Regions from separate parts of the Homo sapiens genome. Here region 1 is linked to region 2. Evidence: chromatin loops called from intact Hi-C (ENCODE). Cell type or tissue: CD4-positive, alpha-beta T cell. All regions are shown on one strand. Each heading gives the region's core, and the rest is flanking DNA. Links, peaks and the distances in the headings are about the cores only.

Evidence for each region. Hi-C counts contacts between places; a loop is a spot of excess contacts. Peaks named below come from ENCODE experiments on the same cell type or tissue, not always from the same donor. Only the 100,000 strongest peaks of a DNase experiment are listed, where the experiment ranks them.
Region 1: a loop joins it to region 2, with 4 times the contacts of the local background. A loop is called at or near these places in 7 of 110 quality-filtered maps.

Annotation. Positions count from the first base shown.
Region 1 is chr17:59,516,755-59,526,736 of GRCh38, reverse strand. It overlaps LINC01476 (long intergenic non-protein coding RNA 1476), which reads left to right. Exons shown (of 3, transcript NR_110813.1): 1 at 1-257. Among named protein-coding and RNA genes, the nearest start is that of LINC01476, 5.1 kb to the left of the region's middle. In CD4-positive, alpha-beta T cell, for the core only: CTCF peaks have their summits at 4,859 and 5,071 (motif pointing left); DNase peaks (open chromatin) are centred at 5,076 and 6,576.
Region 2 is chr17:60,032,131-60,042,112 of GRCh38, reverse strand. It overlaps HEATR6 (HEAT repeat containing 6), which reads left to right. Exons shown (of 20, transcript NM_022070.5): 20 at 1-1,105. Among named protein-coding and RNA genes, the nearest start is that of MIR4737, 6.0 kb to the left of the region's middle. RefSeq lists enhancers at 1,951-2,245, 4,963-5,092. In CD4-positive, alpha-beta T cell, for the core only: CTCF peaks have their summits at 4,630 and 4,832 (motif pointing right); a DNase peak (open chromatin) is centred at 4,852.

The DNA of each region.
Region 1 (9,982 bases), core at 1,087-9,086, 520 kb after region 2:
AATGAAGCCACACAGAGAAAACAGAAGAGCAGTGAAGAGAAGGGTAAAAGGAGAGATCCCATGACATGATTTGCACTCTTAGATCCAGTTATGCCTGATGCAGGACCCACCCCTTGGACTTCCCATTTCCAGGAGCTAAAACTAGACTGAGTTGAGTTTCTGTCACTGACAGTTGACAGAAAATATCAACAATCCAGCCACATGGAGCCTCATGGCAGTACCACTAACCCTGGTCACCACATGAATACTGACCAGAGGTAAGCATTATTCGTTTCTGCTTTGTTGGAGGAACATTTGAGAATCTATTTTGTGTTATGTAATCTTACTTTTTGCCTCCAATGTCTACTTGTTGCAATTGCATGCAATGAAGGAACACAAAATAGACTGAATAATAAATGGGTTTTATTTTAATTGAGCACCAAGGAGTTAATATCAAGCCACAAAACTTTAGACGTTAACTTGCTTTGCTAATCATTTTTGATGACAATATTTTGAAAGAATTTAGTTCACATATGTGCTTGCAAATAAGGTGTAATCTTGCAAGATATTCAAGATTGCTCTGTCACTGGGGGTGAATGAAAAAGGTTTCTCTGTATCACTGGACATTTGAAAGAATGTATAAAAAGTGCAGGATGACTCCTTACTGGAATATAATGTTTCCAACTTTGCTATTCTAAAGTTCAAAGCCAATCTGACTCTTGATCCTTGAGTATGTGTTTTTTCTCCTCTCCAGAGGCTTTGAAGATCCCTTTGTCTCTGATGTTCTGAAGTTTCACAATCGTGTGTGTTGGCATGAGTCTTTCCCCATTCTTGTTCTGAGTGGATCCTTACACTCTGAAAATTGATTTCTTGCAGAACTATTTATTGATGGCCTACTGTGTGTCTGGTTCTATTCTACGCAATGATCAAACATACAAAATCCTTGCCATGCAGGATTTCACATTATAGGCAGGTATTGGACATTCTGCAGTGATCCAATAGGTTCCTTATTTTTTTTCTCTTCAATTTCCACTTTCTTGTCTTTTTTTTCTTCTTTCTAAAAGAGTCTTCAATTTCATCTTCCAATTCCTTTATTAAAGTTTTTGCTCCTGCTATATGTTCAATTTCCAAGGGCTCTGTATTATTTCATAAGTGCGTATCTTCTCTTATCTCTCTGAAGACGTCTTTAACAGTTTTATTATTTATTTATTTTACTTCTTGCATTATCTCAATACCTCTACATTTTGTTGTCCTGTTTATTTGTTTTGGTCTCTGTTTTTTAATGATAAAAACTTTCTTTCTCACTTGTATGTAGGGGGCTACAGAACTAAGAATGTACTGACAGCTCTGTCTGAGACTATGGGACTTGTGAATTGAGCTTCATTTGTAAGGTGATTGGGCGAAACTTAAATTTCACTGAGGTTTTCCTCCCTCCATATTGTCTTATCTATAGTTAGTTGCTAGTGTTTACACATGATGTTCTAGCCTCAAGGTGGATTTACTCTAAAATTTATTTTACTCAAGCTTGACATAGAATGTTTTAAATTTTTGTTTGTTTGTTTTTTGAGACTGAGTATCTGTCATCCAGGCTGGAGGGCAGTGGCGCAATCTTGGCTCACTGCAACCTCTGCCTCCTGGATTCAAGCAATTCCCTTGCCTCAGCCTCCCAAACAGCTGGGATTACAGGCACCCACCACCATGCCTGGCTAATTATTTTTGTATTTTTAGCAGAGACGGAGTTTTGCCATGTTGGCCAGGCTGGACTTGAACTCCTGACCTCAGGTGATCTGCCCACCTTGGCCTCCCAAAGTGCTGGGACTGCAGACGTGAGCCACTGCACCCAGACTTTAAATTTTTATTCTACATAATAAAATCAAATTACAGAGCAGCTGCCTGGTACGATTTGTATAAAACAACTTATATTTGGGCCGGGCACGGTGGCTCACACCTGTAATCTTGGCACTTTGGGTGGCTGAGGTGGTTGGATCACTTGAAGTCAGGAGTTTGAGACCAGCCTGGTCAACATGGCAAAACCCCATCTCTACTAAAAATACAAAAATTAGCCAGGCATGGTGGTGCACGCCTGTAATCCCAGCTACTTGGAAGGCTGAGGCAGGAGAATTGCTGGAACCCAGGAGGCGGAGGTTGCAATGAGCTGAGATAGTACCAGTGCACTCCAGCCTGGGCAACAGAGCAAGACTCTGTCTTGAAAAAACAAACAAACAAAAAACAAAAACCGCTTATATTTGGAGAGTAAAAAAAAACCACAAAACAAAACAAAAAACAAGACTTTATTGCAGAGCTGCCCAACAGGTATGCCACAAGCGAGTTATAAATGTCCTGAGGTATGGACCCCTTCCCTCGGGTCAATAAGGTGAAAGTACATGTGTAACAACCAGCTCTCCAGGAAAAAAAGGCTTGATTTGTAGCATTTGTTAATTTCATCTTACTTTTTAGAGATAGAGTCTTACTATGTTGCCCAGGCTGGCCTCAAACTCCTGGGCTCAAGTGATCCTCCTGCCTCAGCCTCCCAAAGCGCTGGGATTATAGACGTGAGCCGTTGGGCCCAGCTTGTATTCGATAATTGTTTTATTTCCGTGGTGTAAGTACTCCTACCATGGACAATTTCAGACTACCAGCAAGCTGTCATTAAGTGCAAATTGGGGAAGATATATACACATTTGGCTCTTGGGATCTGGTAGGAGCTGGCTCGAGCACATTTCTGAACACTTTAAACTCTTGGGAGTTCTGGTGGATGTCTCAGGTGCGCAGTGCCTGCCCTGGGTTATTGCCTTCTGCTGAGAGCAGTCTTGTCAATTTACCCCAATGTGCTGTTCAACTACTATCATTCATATATATATATTCTTCTCATGACATGAGAAAGGCTGGGAAGCCCTGCTCCATCGGATTTTTGTTTTTTGTTTTTTGTTTTTGAGACAGAGTCTCGCTCTGTCACCCAGGCTGGAGTGTAGTGGCACAATCTTGGCTCACTGCAACCTCCATCTCCTGGGTTCAAGTGATTCTCCTGCCTCAGCCTCCCAAGTAGCTGGGATTACAGGCATGTGCCACCACGCTTGGCTAATTTTTGTATTTTTAGTAGAGACAGGGTTTTGCCATGTTGGCCTTGCTCGTCTCAAACTCCTGACCTCAGGTGATCAGTCTGCCTCAACCTCCCAAAGTACTGGGATTACAGGCATGAGCCACCGCACCTGGCCGGATTTGTTTATTTCTAAAATATTGTGTGTTTGTATCTGTCTCCACACATGCAACTCAATTCACTAAAATATATTAATATTTTCTTATAAGTGTATAGATGATATTACTTTTGTGGCCATACAAGAAGTTTCTTGAAGTTCGAAAAACAATTCATACAGAATATTCGACAACCCTGTTTTTCTGGATAAAACTTGAAACCGTGGAGAAACAAAACACTATCCTACCCTCAGAGAGCACACAGTCTAGGAAAAATGATTCCATTTGAAATAACTCAAATACATTTTAAGCTCAGTAGGTTTATTAATATTAGGCAACAATAAACGATGCTTAATATTCTTCATTTTATCCTTTAAAAATTTTGGCATTTCTATTTATCGTTATTAAATAATATACATTAAAAATTGGAGAGGGAAAATGTCTTTTAACCTCACTGAATAAAAGAAAATAATTGAAACTTTAATTTTCATTTTAAAAGTAATTACATGCAGTGATAGCCTAATTTTGATGGCATGGTAGTTAACAGACAGCTGCTTTTATTTTAAATGGAATTGCATTTTTAACAGAAACTACTCTCAGTGTTTGCTTTCATCTTCTGAATAGGAAAGCCAATTTGAGGGTTGAATATTTGGTGAGTTTGATGGAGCCAATTAAGATAATTCAGGTCAATAAAAAAATAATTTAATATGTTTCTCACTTAGCTGACTCATAAAGTTGACAATAACTCCTATCTACAATAGCTATACCAAAAAAGTCCACGATAAATTCAGCCTTCTTCTTAAAGGAAAAGCAGAATACTGTAAATTTTATTCAGAACTTATATTTTTAAACTTCATTAATTGTACACAATAAATTGAAGTGACGATATTTATATAATATAGATTTCAAGATTATCTTCTCAGCACGTATGAAGATTTATTATGATGTTTTCATTATAGCTATGCACCTACTTACATTAAAAATTAATGTATCACAGCAGTGTCTTTCAGGCAGTAGTTAAAATAAAGAGAAATTCTCCACTAGATAGGATAAATACTAACAAGAGGTTGCTGCAAACCCCAAAGTGCAATTTTTTTTTTTTTGAGATGGAGTCTTCCTCTGTTGCCCAGGCTGGAGTGAAGTGGCGTGATCTCGGCTCACTGCAACCTCTGCCTCCCAGGTTCAAGTGATTCTCCTGCCTCAACCTCCCAAGTAGCTGGGACTACAGGTGCACACCACCACGCCCGGCTAGTTTGTATTTTTAGTAGAGAAAGGGTTTCACCATGTTGGCCAGGATGGTCTCGATCTCTTGACCTCGTGATCCACCTGCCTCAGCCTCCCAAAGTGCTGGGATTACAGGCATGAGCCAATGCACCCGGCCTGATGATTGGGTGTCTTAATTTTTACCTGGGAGGCTAGAGTCACTCGTGTGACTACATCAGGGTGGCTATTTGGTTATTTTCGTGATTGTTTAATGTCTTTGTCTGTGTTCATGTTCAGATTGAGTAAGTTGCAATCTTGTTATTGTCTTGTTCCACCATGGTTACGGAGGGACCTTGTCTGATTATTGTTGTTATTCTGTGAAAACTGCTTATCTTGCGTGAGGGAACGCTAGATAGCCGCCAGCTGCAGGCTGTCAGGGTCATCCTGTTGTGTATCACATTCTCAACCCGCTATTAAGCTTGGACTCTGACATGTGCTTGTTTCCACATAGGACTTTACGAAACCCAGGTCACAACGTGTGACCAAGAGTTGGGAAGAGGGATAGTCCCCCTGTTTCTGTAGAGTTTCCATGCAATGACTGAGAGTTTGCTGCTTCAGGAATGCTCTGGGCCTGATGGCAGCATCCTCTTCAGGGCTGGGGTCGGGGGTGAGAGGGAGCTGCTGCCCTCCAGTGGCTGTCTAGGAAATTACATCAGTGACTCTTCCCCCAAATCATGCTTAGATTTTCTGGGAACTTCCCCGAACGTGGCAAGGCAGAGCAGAAGGAAAGAAGATTCGCCTGGGAGTAAAAGCCAGCAACTTTTGGGTATTACTGTTAATATGGCCCCATGAGTACTCTCAACTTGGTGAAGCCTGGAAAAATGGAGATTATGTGACTTGTAGGTTTTTGATAATTATATATTGTGTTGCTTTTATAATCAAAGAAGGTATCTGTTGAAGATAGAAGAATAAGAACTTAAATATTTGTGGCCAGGCACGGAGGCCCATGCCTGTAATCCCAGCACTTCTGGAGTCCAAGGTGGGAGGATCGCTTGAGGCTGGGAGTTTCAGACCAGCCTGGGCAACAAAGCAAAACCCCACCTCTAAGGAAATTCTTTTTTAAAAATTAGATGGACATGGTGGTGCATATCTGTAGTCCTAGCTACTTGGTAGGCTGAGGCAGAAGGATCTCTTAAACCCAGGAGTTCAAGGCTGTAGTGAGCTATGATCATACCACGGGACTTCAGCCTGGATGACCGAGCAAGACCTTGTCTCTCTATAAAAGGACCATGCAACTTAGAAATACAGCATAATTAAAGATAAGAGGGTTAGAAAAGTTTTTACTATCAAGGGTTACATAAATAAAGATTAAAATTTCACTTAAGTTGGAGAGGATGCTGAGAAATTGGAATCATTGTGCATTGCTGATGGGAATGTAAAAATGTGAAGCTGCTGTGGAAAACTATGTCAGTTCCTCAAAAAATTAAACACAGGATTATCATATGATCCAGCAATTTCACTTCTAGGTATATGGCCAAAAAAATTGGGAGCAGGGATTCAAACCGACATCTATGTTCATGGAGGCATTATTCACTGTAGCCAAAAAGTGGAAATAATCAAAATGTCCATCGACAGATGAATGGATAAATAAAATGTGGTATATCTATCTATTCAATGGAATATTATTCTGCCTTTTCAGAGGAAGAAAATTCTGGTACTTACTACAACATGGATGAGTCTTGAAGACATTATGCTAAGTGAAATAAGCATAAGCAAAAGGACAAATAGTGTATGATTCCATTTATATGCGCTACCTAGCACGGTCGAATTCATAGAGACAGGAAGTAGAATGGTGGCTGTCAAGGGATGGGGAGGGGAGAATAGGGAGTTACTGATTAATGGGTATGGAGTTTCTATTTGGGAAAATGAAGGAAGTTCTGGAGATGGGTGGTGGTGACGGTTGCACAACAATGTAAGTGCACTTAATAACGCTGAAGTGTATACTTACAAATGATTAATATAGTAAATTGTATGTTTTGTATATTTTGCCACAATTAAAAAAACAAAAACAAAAAAACCCTGATTCTGAGCCCTAAGCCAAACCAATTGAGTTGGGGAGAACAAAGGGGGAACAAGGGGTCAGGGTCTGAGTGCAGGCTTTTTAAAAAACTTCTCAGCCAGGCACGGTGGCTCACGCCTGTAATCCCCGAATTTTGGGAGGCAGAAGTGGGTGAATCACCTGAGGTTAGGAGTTCAAGACCAGCCTGACTAACATGGAGAAACCCCATCTCTACTAAAAATACAAAATTAGCCAGGCGTGGTGGCACATGCCTGTAATCCCAGCTACTCAGGAGGCTGAGGCAGGAGAATTGCTTGAATCTCGGAGGTGGAGTTTGCAGTGAGCTGAGACTATGCCATTGCACTCCAGCCTGGGCAACAAGAGCAAGACTCTGTCTCAAAAAAAAAAAAAAAAAAAAAAAAAAAAAGCTTCTCAGGTAATCCTCCCATGCGTAACGAAAGTAGAGTACCCCTGACCCAGATGATGTCTAAGATCCTGTTTTGCTTCAGCCGTCCATGATTCCAAGTAAAATGACCCGACAAGACTGCCAACATTTTGCCCCAGTTTCATAAATACAAGTAGCAGCTTCCTTTGACAAATTGTCTGAATCCAAATTGCTAATGAACGTACACTGCTTTTTTAAAGCTATTTTTTCTGCATATTAATTTTACTTATTTTCCTAAAATGAATTGATCTTTTCCACAAAGTTTCATTTGACAGATGTACAAGTTTCCACTCAAATAAGACTTTTATATGCAACAACAGATTCTAACATAAGTTGTTCTTATAGAGAGAGGATACTGTATGTCTACATTCAGCAAGATGTTTCTTTGCCAAAGCTAATCTGTTTTGAAGCCTGGCATTTCTGTTTTACTTGTCACAAATATCCAAATATGTTTTTTACCCAAGGCTTTAGAGTAATACTTTAGAATAATTTTTTCTCAATAAATTATTGTAAAATAATTGATTAGTAAGCATTAAAAGTACTGAGAAAGTTTTCAATAATGAACATTTGAAGTGACATAACGGAAGAAAAACATGGGTTATTTTTCCAGAAGTTTAATTGTTTTATAAAATAGTTGTTTTGAAATATTTCATCGTCCTGATGCAATAATCACAGAATGTTGAGAAAGTCTACAAAATCAGGGCTAAGTCAAATTAAAGATGAAATGGAAAATATTTTTAAATGTTTCATACTAAAATGAGAGAAATGATGCATGTGAAATAAAAAGTAATAGCTTTCCATTCTAGGAGATTTTTTAAATGTACATAACATATGCATCTTTTTTTTTTTTTTTTGAGACGGAGTCTCGGTCTGTCGCCAAGGCTGGAGTGCAGTGACGCGATCTTGGCTCACTGCAACCTGCACCTCCCGGGTTCAAGCAATTCCCTGCCTCAGCCTCCCGAGTAGCTGGGATTACAGGTGCCCGCCACCACGCCCGGCTAATTTTTTGTATTTTTAGTAGAGGCAGGGTTTCACCATCTTGGCCAGGCTGGTCTTGAACTCCTGACCTCGTGATCCACCCACCTCGGCCTCCCAAAGTGCTGGGATTACAGGCATTAGCCACCGCGCCCGGCCAACATATACATCTTCTAATGAGTTTCTTTTCATTTACTAATGAGTTTTGAGTAAAAATTATTCTTAGCAAAACAAGCTTAATTGAATTCAAGCTTCTAGAAGTCAATATTTAAAAATTTTTGCCTTTCTCTGTTAAAATTCTGACTTGAAAATTTCACTTTAAAACACATAAGTTCTCAGTGAACGATGTGGCTTAAATGTGCTTTATCCCGATGATAGCTATGGAATTATTGAATCAATTTGCACTAACAAAGGAGCATATTTTTGTGCTTTTCAACCACATCAGCTACTGGATTCAAACAAGGCATTTTTCTTGAAATCAGTTCAGAGCAGTCAAAAGTCCTGATAATGAAATGTATGATTTAGCTGCTTCCTGTCCTAGAAGAAAAAAAAAGTATGGTTTCAAAGAATAAACATAGTATTCTCTCTCTCAATCTCTCTTCCAAAAAAAATTTATTGGACATTTATGTGCCTTTGCTCACTCCTACGTGTACAAAAAGAATATATCACATTCTTTGCCTTCAAAGAGCTCACAATGAAATGGAGGAAGTAGACAAATAAACATATAATATGCAACGATGAGCATAAACAAATAAATACATAATACGCGTATGCAATATGTTTAGATGCTCACGGTATTTCAGAAGCACAGAAGAGAGGTACCTATACTGGGAAGAGAGAAAGAGAAGGAGGCAGAGAAGGCTTCCCTGGAGCAGGGCGCATCTGAGCATGTACTATTTCTTTGAATGAATATAGAGAGTTTCTTATAATTTGTGATTAAAAAGCATCAAAATATACTTTTTTTTTTTTTTTTTGGAGATGGAGTCTTGCTCTGTCGCCCAGGCTGGAGTGCAGTGGTGCGATCTCAGTTCACTGCAACTTCTGCCTCCTAGTTTCAAGCAATTCTCCTGCCTCAGCCTCCTGAGTAGCTGGGATTACAGGTATGCGCCACCCTGCTCGGCTAATTTTTGTATTTTTAGTAGAGACGGGGTTTCACCATGTTGGTCAGGCTGGTCTCAACCTCCTGACCTTGTGATCCGCCTGCCTCGGCCTCCCAAAGTGCTGGGATTACAGGCCTGAGCCACCTTGCCCAGCCAACATACTTTTAATGTATTTTGGGGTTTCACTATTTTACATCTAAACATTAAGCTCTGGTTTTGTATAGAAAGCATTTAGTCTTACAAAAACAAAGTAGAATGTCCTCTTTGGTTTGATCAGAAAAGGTCTCAAGAAGGCAATGACAGCTGCTCCAGTCTTTCTCAGCCATTCGCTGTGAGGCCCACCTCTCTATCTGGGCTCTCTCATTTTGATTCCCTTCACTAAAATTACCACCTCTGTTCCCAGCAGTGTGGCCAATGCCCTTTTGCTGAGAACCAGAGAAACAAGCCTCTCATTCCTCCATGATACTCCACTGAGTCTTGTCTAAGGAAAATTTAAAAGGAATTAATTTCAGTAAATAGGCCAAGCACAGTGGCTCATGCCTGTAATCCCAGCACTTTGGAACACTGAGGAGGGCAGATCGCTTGAGCCCAGGAGTACAAGACCAGCCTGGGCAACATGGTGAAATCCTGTCTCTACAAAAAATACAAAAATTAGCCAGGCATGGTGGTGCACACCTGTGGTCCTAGCTACTCAGGAGGCTGAGGTGGGAGGATCTCTTGATACCAGGAGGTTGAGGCTGCACCACTGCACTCCGGCCTAGGTGACAGAGAGACCCTGTCTCAAAAAAAAAAAATTTCAGTAAATATAAATATAACAATATATTATAGTATACAATATATAAATATTATATACTAATGTATAAATATATAAAATATGATATGATAATATATAAAATAGAAATAAGAACCAAGGCAGTCTAAAAAGCATCTCCATCAATCTATATTTCTTCACATGGCATTCCAGGATTTTCATAGCCTGGCCCTCACTTTCTCTCCAGCCTTATCCCTTGCTATTTCTCTTTGTATATT
Region 2 (9,982 bases), core at 1,364-9,363:
TGCCTTTAAGAAAAGATCATTTGGTTAGTTGGTTACAAAGAGGGGTTTCCAATTATATTTTGATAATGCCCCACAAGTTATGAAGGTAACTTCTACTGAATATATATATTTAAATTTTGCATTTTTCTACTGAGCACCAACGATTTATTGGAATTGATTTCAATTAGGAATTTAGGGATATATAAGAACCAATTACAGTTGTCCATACTTATCTTTGATGTGGGACAATTAAGAAGTTACAAAAAATGGGTGTTGGTGATATTTTATCATGGTTATTTAGCTTAAAATACACGTGTAAAGGCAGGTGTCTTCCATTTTTCTCCTTTGCCTTTTAGCTGCTGTTTTCCTGCCTCTGACATGTTGGCTGCTCAGAAACTGCTCTCTGGGCAGTGATTGGGGAACAGGGTATTCAAGTTCACTAAAGGCTCAATTTTCCATTGATAGAATATCAGTGTCCACAGAATTAAGACTGCAAGCACAGCAAAGACACCCATATTGAATGTTCCCTTAAATTGCTTTTATTTGGAGACAATTCTGAACATGAAGTGTTATAGAGGGCCCAGGAAACTAAGTTGAGCCCACCTGACCCTGTGATGAATCTTGGAACTTCCGTCTCTTGAATACATTCTTAGTAGTAGCTTCTTGGCATTTTCAAAAAAGGAAAAAAAAAATATGGCATAGACAGCTTATTACTGTGATTCTTTGAGTTTTCTCAGGTGAGTTTTTTGATAAAATATTTGTGAAGTGGCCTCATGGTTTCATTTGATGATTCACTCTTATCCTTTCCTTATCTTGAATAAAATCCCATTCATTTTCTTTTTAAAACTTCAGCTTCTGTAAAGGTTTCCAGATCCTGATGTGGATGTTAATGTTCATGTGCAGGAAAACAATGAAGGCATAGCACCTCTAGAAACTTCAGAAGGCAGTGGTACCTGCTGTGTCCCAACAGTATGCTGATTCTCTTCTCTGCAGCATTGTGGGTGTACATACACTAAAGGACAGAAGCTCCTCATATGCCTGGGCACGTGCCTCCATAAAGCTGCTGTGGGGAAAGGAAGCCACTGACAATAAAGACAACTTAAGCTGATGAAAATCAGCACACAGCTCCACTGGTTCAGATTTCTAATGCAGAATGCCAGATTCTAAATTATCTTTTGACACTTAAAAATTGGGAGGAAGAGTCATCCAGGCACAGATGGCTAGGGCCCTTGTCCATTAGACTACAGCATTATGAGACGTTGCTTATCTTACTCTTTGAACCTTTTCTGTGACGAGTAAAAAACAAACAAACAAACAAAACATTAATTCCTATCCCCTTCCAGAACTCAAGAAAAGCGCCTCTTCTGAGGTTGGGTGCCATGGCTCATATCTGTAATCCCAATAGGCCAAGGCGGGAGGATCACTTGAGCCCTAGGAATTCTAGACCAACCTGGGCAATATAGGGAGACGGTCTCTACAAAAAAAAAAAAATTAAAAATTAGCTGGGTGTGGAAGTGCGCACCTATAGTCCCAGCTACTCAGGAGGCTGAGGTGGAGGATTGCTTGAGCTCTGGAGGTCAAGGCTGCAGTGAGCTGTGATCGCACCACTGCACTCCAGCCAGGGCAACAGAGTAAGACCTTCTCTCTAAACAACAAAAAAGGAAACCTCCTATGGAGCACCAATGCAAAGGTGTCCTTGATTTTGGTATTTGTGCTTGAATACAGACCATGAGCAAAAGCCTCACCATCTTTCCAGCATAAGAGCTAAGTAAATCAAATACTCTGGTTCATTCAGCCTTTGCTGCATTGATGTAGTGCAGTGGTTAAGAGCTTGGGCTTAAATCCTGGCTGTGCAGCTTTCTACCTGTGAAAGTTGCTTAACCCTTCTGTGCCTTATTTTATTCATCTGTAAAATGGGGATAAAAGTGCCTATTTCATAAGGATATTATAATGACTAAAATAGATAATACATAGAAAGTTCTTAGAACAGCTTCTGGCATTCAATAAATGTCAGGTATTTATTTCCTTGAATTTTCAGAGCAGCAGGCAGAAATACTGTCAACACATCATGAGCCTTTGTGATGGCAGTTAAACAGCTGGAATCTTGTAGGTCAGGTGCTAGCTGGCATGCCTCGGGAACCTGGATCAGAAAGATAAGCAGTGAGGAAGAGGCGCTGCTGCAGGACCTCTCTATCCTACTAGGAACAGCCCTCTGTCTAGCCCCCATGGGTCCCTCCCAGGAAAGAGAAGGGACTAGAAGTGGGAGAGGCCACACAAACTGAACAGGGAAGTAGGGGAGTAGGTCTTGGTTCTGCCTCATGACCCATCTCTGCGAGCCAGTCTTCAGGAATCACATCTCCAGCTTGCACACGCTCAGGAATTACTCCTGGTTTTAAAGGGCAACTCCTCTACTTAATGACTACACCCTTGGGCAGTCACTTGACCACTTATCTGTAAAGGGATACCAGTATCTCACACAGTTGTTCAGGAGTAGCTCCCATAATGTAAAGCACCTGGCTCGGAGCCTGGCATAGAGAGAGGGGCTCAGTGACAGATGGTGCCTCTTGTTACACTTTTCCTAGGTCTTCTCCCGGGGCTAGCATTTCTCTGCTTCTCATTGGAGTAAGATCCCTAGAGTGGGATATTGGAGAATGTCTGTCTGGTTCTAGTACACACCTTGAGTCCTCAAGCCTAGGCTGAAGGCATCCTCAGCTCCAGGAACATGGACATTATATTAGGGGTGGGGCCAAAGTCTTGGAAAATGAGCACTCATTCAATTACCATTTCCTTCCAACACACCCGAGCACCACAACACCGTAGCCCGCAGCCGTGGCTCACTGGACTCATCGGGGAGGAACGCGGTGGTGGTGCAGCCTCTCTCCAGGCATACTGCGTGAAAAAGCCCCTCCTTGAGAATGATTGCTTTACAGTCTCCACCATGACCAACCAGGATTTGCTGTAGGAATGCAGGAAAGTCCTATTAATAAAATGCAATCACATTAGTGGGTCAAATAAGAAAATACAAATGGTCATCTTTATGGATGCTGGAAGAGTGACGAAATGCAGTATCCTTTTCTGATCAAAATTATTTTTAAAAAAGAATTCAAAAAGATAATTCATTAGCATAATGAAATATACCTATCTTAATAGGGACTTCCCTAAAACTCAGAACCAAGACAAGCAAGAATGATATCACCAATATTACCTAATACTGTACAAGAAATTTTAATGGCCAATGTGATTCAATAAACCAAAAATCAAAATTTTCAAAGTTTTTTTTCAAAAAGAGGTTCCAAATTATCATTATTTGCAGAAAACCAGTCTGAGTGATTGGATTCACAAATCCTTGTGTGCAGAAAACCAAGAAAGTAATAAAACCAAAATTCAGAAAGTAATTAAACCAATATTCAGAAAGTAAAAAAACCAATAAAAGTTCTGTAAGGCAGCTGGTTACAAAGTAAACATGCCAAATCAGTAGCTCTTCTATATATCAGCAATAACCAATTTGATTTTTAATAAAAATTTTAATAATAAAAATACCTGAGAATAAATTTAACCAAGCTTATGCAAGGATTCTGAGGAAAAAAAATAAAAACTTTTACCAGTGGTCATAAAAGAAGATTTTTTTAAATGAGAAGATATATCATTACTAGACTGAAGGACTCAATCTATTAAAAGGCTACTTTCCTCCAAATCTATACATTTCATAAAATTCCCATCAAAATTAGAATTTTTTAAAGGACAAAATGATGTTTTTTTTCGAGACAGAATCTCACTCTGTCACCCAGGCTGGAGTGCAGTCATATTATCTTGGCTCACTGCAACTTCTGCTCATGGGTTCAAGCAATTCTTGTGCCTCAGCCTCCCAAGTAGCTGGGATTACAGGTGTGTGCCACCACACCTGGCTAATTTAAGGACAAAATGATTCTAAAGGTCATCTGGAAAAGTGAATAAAAAAATTCAAGCCAGGAATCAGGCTTACAGCTACCACACTGTGGAGGGAAAGAGAAATTTCTCCCCCAATTAGTGTGCATTTTTCAACCTTTAAAAATCCATGCTTTTGTTTTTTAAATAAAAATTCTTCTCCCATTCTCATTCCAGTCATACTCCGTCCTGTCTTTCCCACTGAATGTTACTATGAATCCTGGACCACAGGCATGGAGCAGCTAGCTCTGAAAACAAGGTGGTAGCAGGAAGATCAGGGAAGGAAAAGAGAACTCTAAACACCACCAAAGTGGCAGTAAGTCTGCCATTTTATTCCCCCTCTGGGGTCTCCTGGCCTGGACTCAAAGATGAACCAAAACCTGGAATTGCATACCAGATGCAGATAGAAAGAGCTCTGAGCCTCTGTTTCTGACCTTAGGAGAGAGGTAAGCACCCCTATAGGTCAGCAAAAGCGGGGAAATCCTGTGTTTGCTGTCTCTTTTCTCCCCACACCAGCCCCTAGGCAATCTCACTGCAGCAGTGGCAGCCAGGCAGGTGCCTAGAACTTCAAGGGAAGGAAACTCATCTCTCTGCCAGAGGAAGAATGGTCCCAACAGCAAGGGAGTCATGCCCATGGCTTTTTTCTCTTTACACAACCTTCCATGCTTGGCCGTGGAGGCAGACAGTCACAGAAACTGTAGGGCAGAGCAGTACAGTTAAAACCCTGACTTTCTAGCCAGAGGACCGGAAAGAGGGACCCCTGAGACTGTAAAGTGTTGAGATTTCAGAGAGGAGGGAACGCAAGAAGGCAATACCCTAAAGTTGTATGTGAACTCCTGGGCTCATGCCCAGGCATTCCATGTGTGGATCTGAACAAAGGCTTTGAGAACTGAACGGTGGGACAAGGCACTGTCCAGTCTCGTACCCGCCACTGGGTGGCGCACACACGGGGCGGATCTGAACAGCGCGGCAAAGGCTCTGAAGCTTAATTGATATTGAACCACAACCCGCAGGAGGCAGGTGGGAACTTGTGACTGAACCTAACCAGGACGATTGCCTGCCAAAGCAAAAACACAGGATTCCAACATGGCCCAGATTCTCATAACACAAAATTAGAATGTTCAGGATACCGTCCATAACTACTTGACCTGTAGAGAACAGAGAGAACCTTAATTTCCTGAAGACACTCCTGGGCTCAAGGGAATCTTCCCACCTCAGCCTCCCGAGTAGCTGGGATTACAGGTGCGTGCCACCACACCCGGCTAATTTTGTATTTTTAGTAGCGACCGGGTTTCTCCATGTTGGTCAGGCTGGTTTCTACATTTCACGTGAAGCACTAAATATATAACCTAAATAGACTATGAAAACCTAGGTGTTTTGTAATCCCTAAAGCAACTACATTTTCAACTTACACAAAAAGATATGGTTAAAAAAATCAGTGAATTAAAATGGAATTCCAAAAAATTCAAATAATCCAAAGGAAGGCAGGAAAAGTCAAAACAGGAATGAAAAACACAGGGAAAAATAGAGAACAAATAGAAAACACAATAAAATATTAAATGTAAATCCAAACATACCAACGATTATATTAAATTTAAAAAGTTGAAATATGCTAATAAAAAGATAGATTGTTGAATGTAAAAAACTAACAAACAAAAAACCCAACACTCAACTATATGTGTCTAAGAAACTCATTTTAAGTAAATAGTATAGATTAAAAATGAAAGGACAAAAAAGAAAGATATATCATACAAATACTAATCAAAAGAAATCTGGAGTAATTACATACCATCAGACAAAACAGACTTCAGAGCAAGGAAATTTACCAAGGATACAGAGGGACATTACATAATGATAACAAGGTCAATTTTCAAAGAAAACATTAACAATCCTAAGCATCTATGTACCTAACAACAGAGCTTCAAAATCCATGAGGCAAAACCTGACAGAACTGAAAAGAGAAATGGCAAATCAGCAATTACAGTTGGACACCCCAACCTGCCTTTCTCAGTAATCCCTAGAACAAATAGATCACATTCTGGATCATAAAACAACAATTTTTTTTCTTTTTTAGACAAGGTCTTGCTCTGCTGCTCAGGCTGGAGTACAGTAGAGCAATCTCAGCTCACTGCAGCCCAACTTCACGGGCTCAAACGATCCTCCCACTTCAGCCTCCCGAGTAGCTGGGACCACACGCTTGTGCCACCACACCTGAGTAATTTTTGTATTTTTGGTAGAGATGGGGTTTCGCCATGTTCCCCAGGCTGGTCTCGAACTCCTGACCTTAAATGATCCATCCGCCTTGGCCTCCCAAAAGTGCTGGGATTACAGGCATGAGCCACCACTCCAAGCCCATAAAACAAACCTTAACAAATTTAAAAGAACAGAAATAATACAAAGCAAGGTCTCTGAGCATAATGGAATTAAACCAGAGATCGATAACTGACAAAAATCTCTAAATAGTTGGAAATTAAATAATATACTTCTAAGTAATCCATGGGTCAAAGGAGGTAGTCTCAAAGGAAATGAGGATATTAGAAAATACTTAAAACTGAACAAAAACAAAAATACAATAAATCAAAATGTGTAGATGCAGCTAAAGAAGAGCTCAGATGGAAATTTATAGCATTTGATGCTTATTTTAGAAAAGAAGGAAGGCTCGAGTCAACAATCTAAACCTCAGCTTTAATAAACTAAAGAAAAAAAAGGGCAAAATAAACCTAAAACAAGCAGAAGGAAGGAAGTTTTGGTAAGTTAAAGAAGCCACTCTCAAAAGGTTACATATTGTATGAACACATGACATTATGGAAAAGGCAAAGCTACAGGGACAAAAAACATCGGTTGGTGGCCAGGGATTGGGGTGAGGCAAGGATGCCACGACAGGGAGCATGAAGCAGATTTGTGGGAGTGATCAAACTGTTCGGAACCTTGATTGGGGTGGGGCAACAAAACTCATAGGGCAGTATACCCCCAAATAGCCTTTTTATTAAAATGATAATCTCTCACTGTTTGGAATCCTGATTGGGGTGGGGTTACAAAACTCATGGAGCGGTATACTCACAAACAGTCTTTTTATTAAAATAATAATCTCTCTCTCACTCTCTCTCTCTCTCTCTCGATCTCTCACACATACACACATGCACGCACACAATGTTTCTCACCATGCAGGCTGTGTCTGTTCACCACTGCCAACAGTATGCCAGGTATAATAAGACTAAATATGTTTTTTTGTTGAATTAAAGCCATTCATTCAAAATGAATCACTGGTACCCAAAAGATGGGGTCTAACTTATGTTTAATTATAATGGGAATAAGTAGCACTTATTGACTGCTTTTTAATTTGCCAAGTACTGCCAAAGATTGAGATGCATTATTCAAATGCATTTATAACTCTTAGATCATTCTGTTCTTTATAATGGCATATTTCGTAGCCATTTCTATTTCTTGAAATTTCAAGTCTTTTGGTTTTTTTGATTCTTTTGGCAAACTTTCTTAAAAGTACAAGAGCCCAAGTTGCACAGGTAAATAATAGCAATGTAGCGGAATGACCACCAGATGGAGACAGAGAACACAAAGTTATTCAGACGCAAGGTTTTTGCCAGAGTTGTTTCCCAGGCTCAGGAGGCACAACACCTGGATATGAGGTTGCTCCCATTAGGACGCTGGTTCTCAAACCTGGCTGCTCATTAAAATCACCTGGGGACATTTACACTACTGATGAACAGCCCCCTTCACCCCACCCCTGAGTTTTGTGGTCTGGAGTACGGTCTTGCCACTGAGAGTTTTAAAAGCTGCACAAGTGATTCTAGTTGCAGACAAGTTTGAGAACCACTACTTTCAAACATGCAACAGTGGAGGGTCTCGAGCTGGTGTGTTTCAGAATCATCTGGGGAATTCGTGAAAAACAGAGACTCAGGCTGTTGTAGCCTTCATTCTTTTGAGAAGCAGTGTATTCTGAAATGATGACATGCTAAACTTAACAATAGTTAAAAAAAATAATCAGTACTGAATCTGATACAAGGCCAGGTGTGGTGGCTCACACCTGTAATCCCAGCACTTCGGGAGGCCAAGGTGGGAGGATCGCTTGAAGCCAGGAGTTCAAGACCAGCCTGGTCAACATAGCAAGATCCCATCTCCACAAAAGAAAAATTAAAAAATTAGCTGGGCATGGTGGCACATGCCTGTAGTCCCAGCTACTCGGAAGGCTGAGACGGGAGGATGGCTTGAGTCCAGGAGGTCAAGGCTGCAGTGAGCTGAGATTATGCCACTGCACCGAGCGTGGGTGACAGAGTGAGACCCTGTCTCAATAAACAGATAAATCAGATACAGTCTCATACTAGATTCTTTTCCAAACTGGGACAGCGGGTTTCCTCTCCAGAGAAGTATAGGCCACACATGCTGGCAGGTGCTGGAAGAGTTTCTAAAGCCGTGTTTGGTTGTTCCATTTTGGGATGTTAAGAAAAAGGCCACTCAGCCCGGTGGATTCCCAGCCTTCATGTAGTCTACTCCCCAAATTTGTTTTCACTCTCTTTTATCAAAGTGTTTAAATTATTTTATTTATTTTAATTTTTAATCTGATTTTTTTTTTTGTAGAGATGGGGGACTCGCTATGTTGCCCAGGCTTGTCTCAAACTCCTGGTCTCAAGCCATCCTCCTGCTTTAGCCTCCCAAATTGCTGGGATGACAGGTGTGAGGCACTGTGCCCAGACTAAATTATTGTAATATTACAGCTATTATGGATTCGGTTTCTAAATAACATTTGTTGTTTTTCCATATCATAAAAGTAATGAATCTCCATTGTGGAACATTTGGAAAAAACAAAACAAGACACACATGTAAGAAAAAATGACCTATTCTCCTGCCACATGGAGATAATCACAGTTATTTTGATATGTTTCATTATAGATTTTTTCATGATATGTGTACGTATGTATGGGTATACACTCTTAAGTGTGTGCTTACACGTGCTCCAAATGTGTGTGTGTGCACATGTGCACAATCCAATCTACATCGTGGGGAATCTACAAAGTTGTGGTCACAGTGTAGAGCCAGCCCCACAGGCCTCCCCAGAGACAAGGCCCTGGACTGCCCCCAAGTCCTCCCGAAAGGGACATCTGTGGTGGTGGTAGGGCCAGGATGCCATGAGCAACCACCTGGAGGCCCCGAGTACTCAGCGTGAACCAGGTAGTGGAAGGGAAGGGGAAGGGCAGAGTGAGAACCAGGAGGAATGCTTGCTTTTCTTTCCAAGCACAAGGGACCACTTTCTCCACTGCAGCTGACCTGATGCTTATGCCGGGAAGGAGGAGGGGCAGACTCCGTCCTCCAGGTCCCTCAGGAGGGGAGAAAGGGACCAAAGTGGGAGACTTGGGTCTGAGGTCTGAACTTGACCCTGCACCCGCATCGGTTTCTCTGGGTGGGGGTTGGGGAGGGAGCAGGCAGCCGAGGGCCCTCACCCACTGCAGGGTCTTGTGGATCACGAGTGATCCTGTAGTAAGTGAGGGTTTTGTTCACGTGGTTCAGAGTGTTACGGAGAGCTTTTGTTCTAAGCTTATTTGCCTGGAGAAAGGAAAAAATGATCTTATTAGCACCAAAGGGTGTGGTAGACAGAACGATGGCCCCCAGAGATGGCCACGTCCTAATCTCCGAAGCTGTGAATATGTTATTGACGTGGCCATGGGGAACTGAGGCTGCAGATGGGGTTAAGGTTGTTAATTAGCTGACTAATTAGGGAGATTATCCTAGACTGTCTGGGTGGCCCAATGTGGTCACAGGGTTCTTAAAAGCAGAAGAAAGGACAGAGAAGAGAAGAGTGAGATGTCACCAAGGAAGAAGGCCAGGGAGATGCAACCAGGCCGGCTGTGAAGGTGGAGGAATGGGCCACCAGCCAAGGAGGGCGGGCGGCCTCTAGAAGCTGGAAAGAGCCAGGAAATGGGTGGAATCCCCAGGCTCCAGAAGAAACGCAGCCCTGCCGACACCTTGACATTAGCCCAGGGAGACCACTGTCAGACTTCTAACCTGCAGAGCGGTGAGATAGTAAGTGTGTTGCTCTAAGCCTCTAAGTTTGTGGTCATTTGCTGCA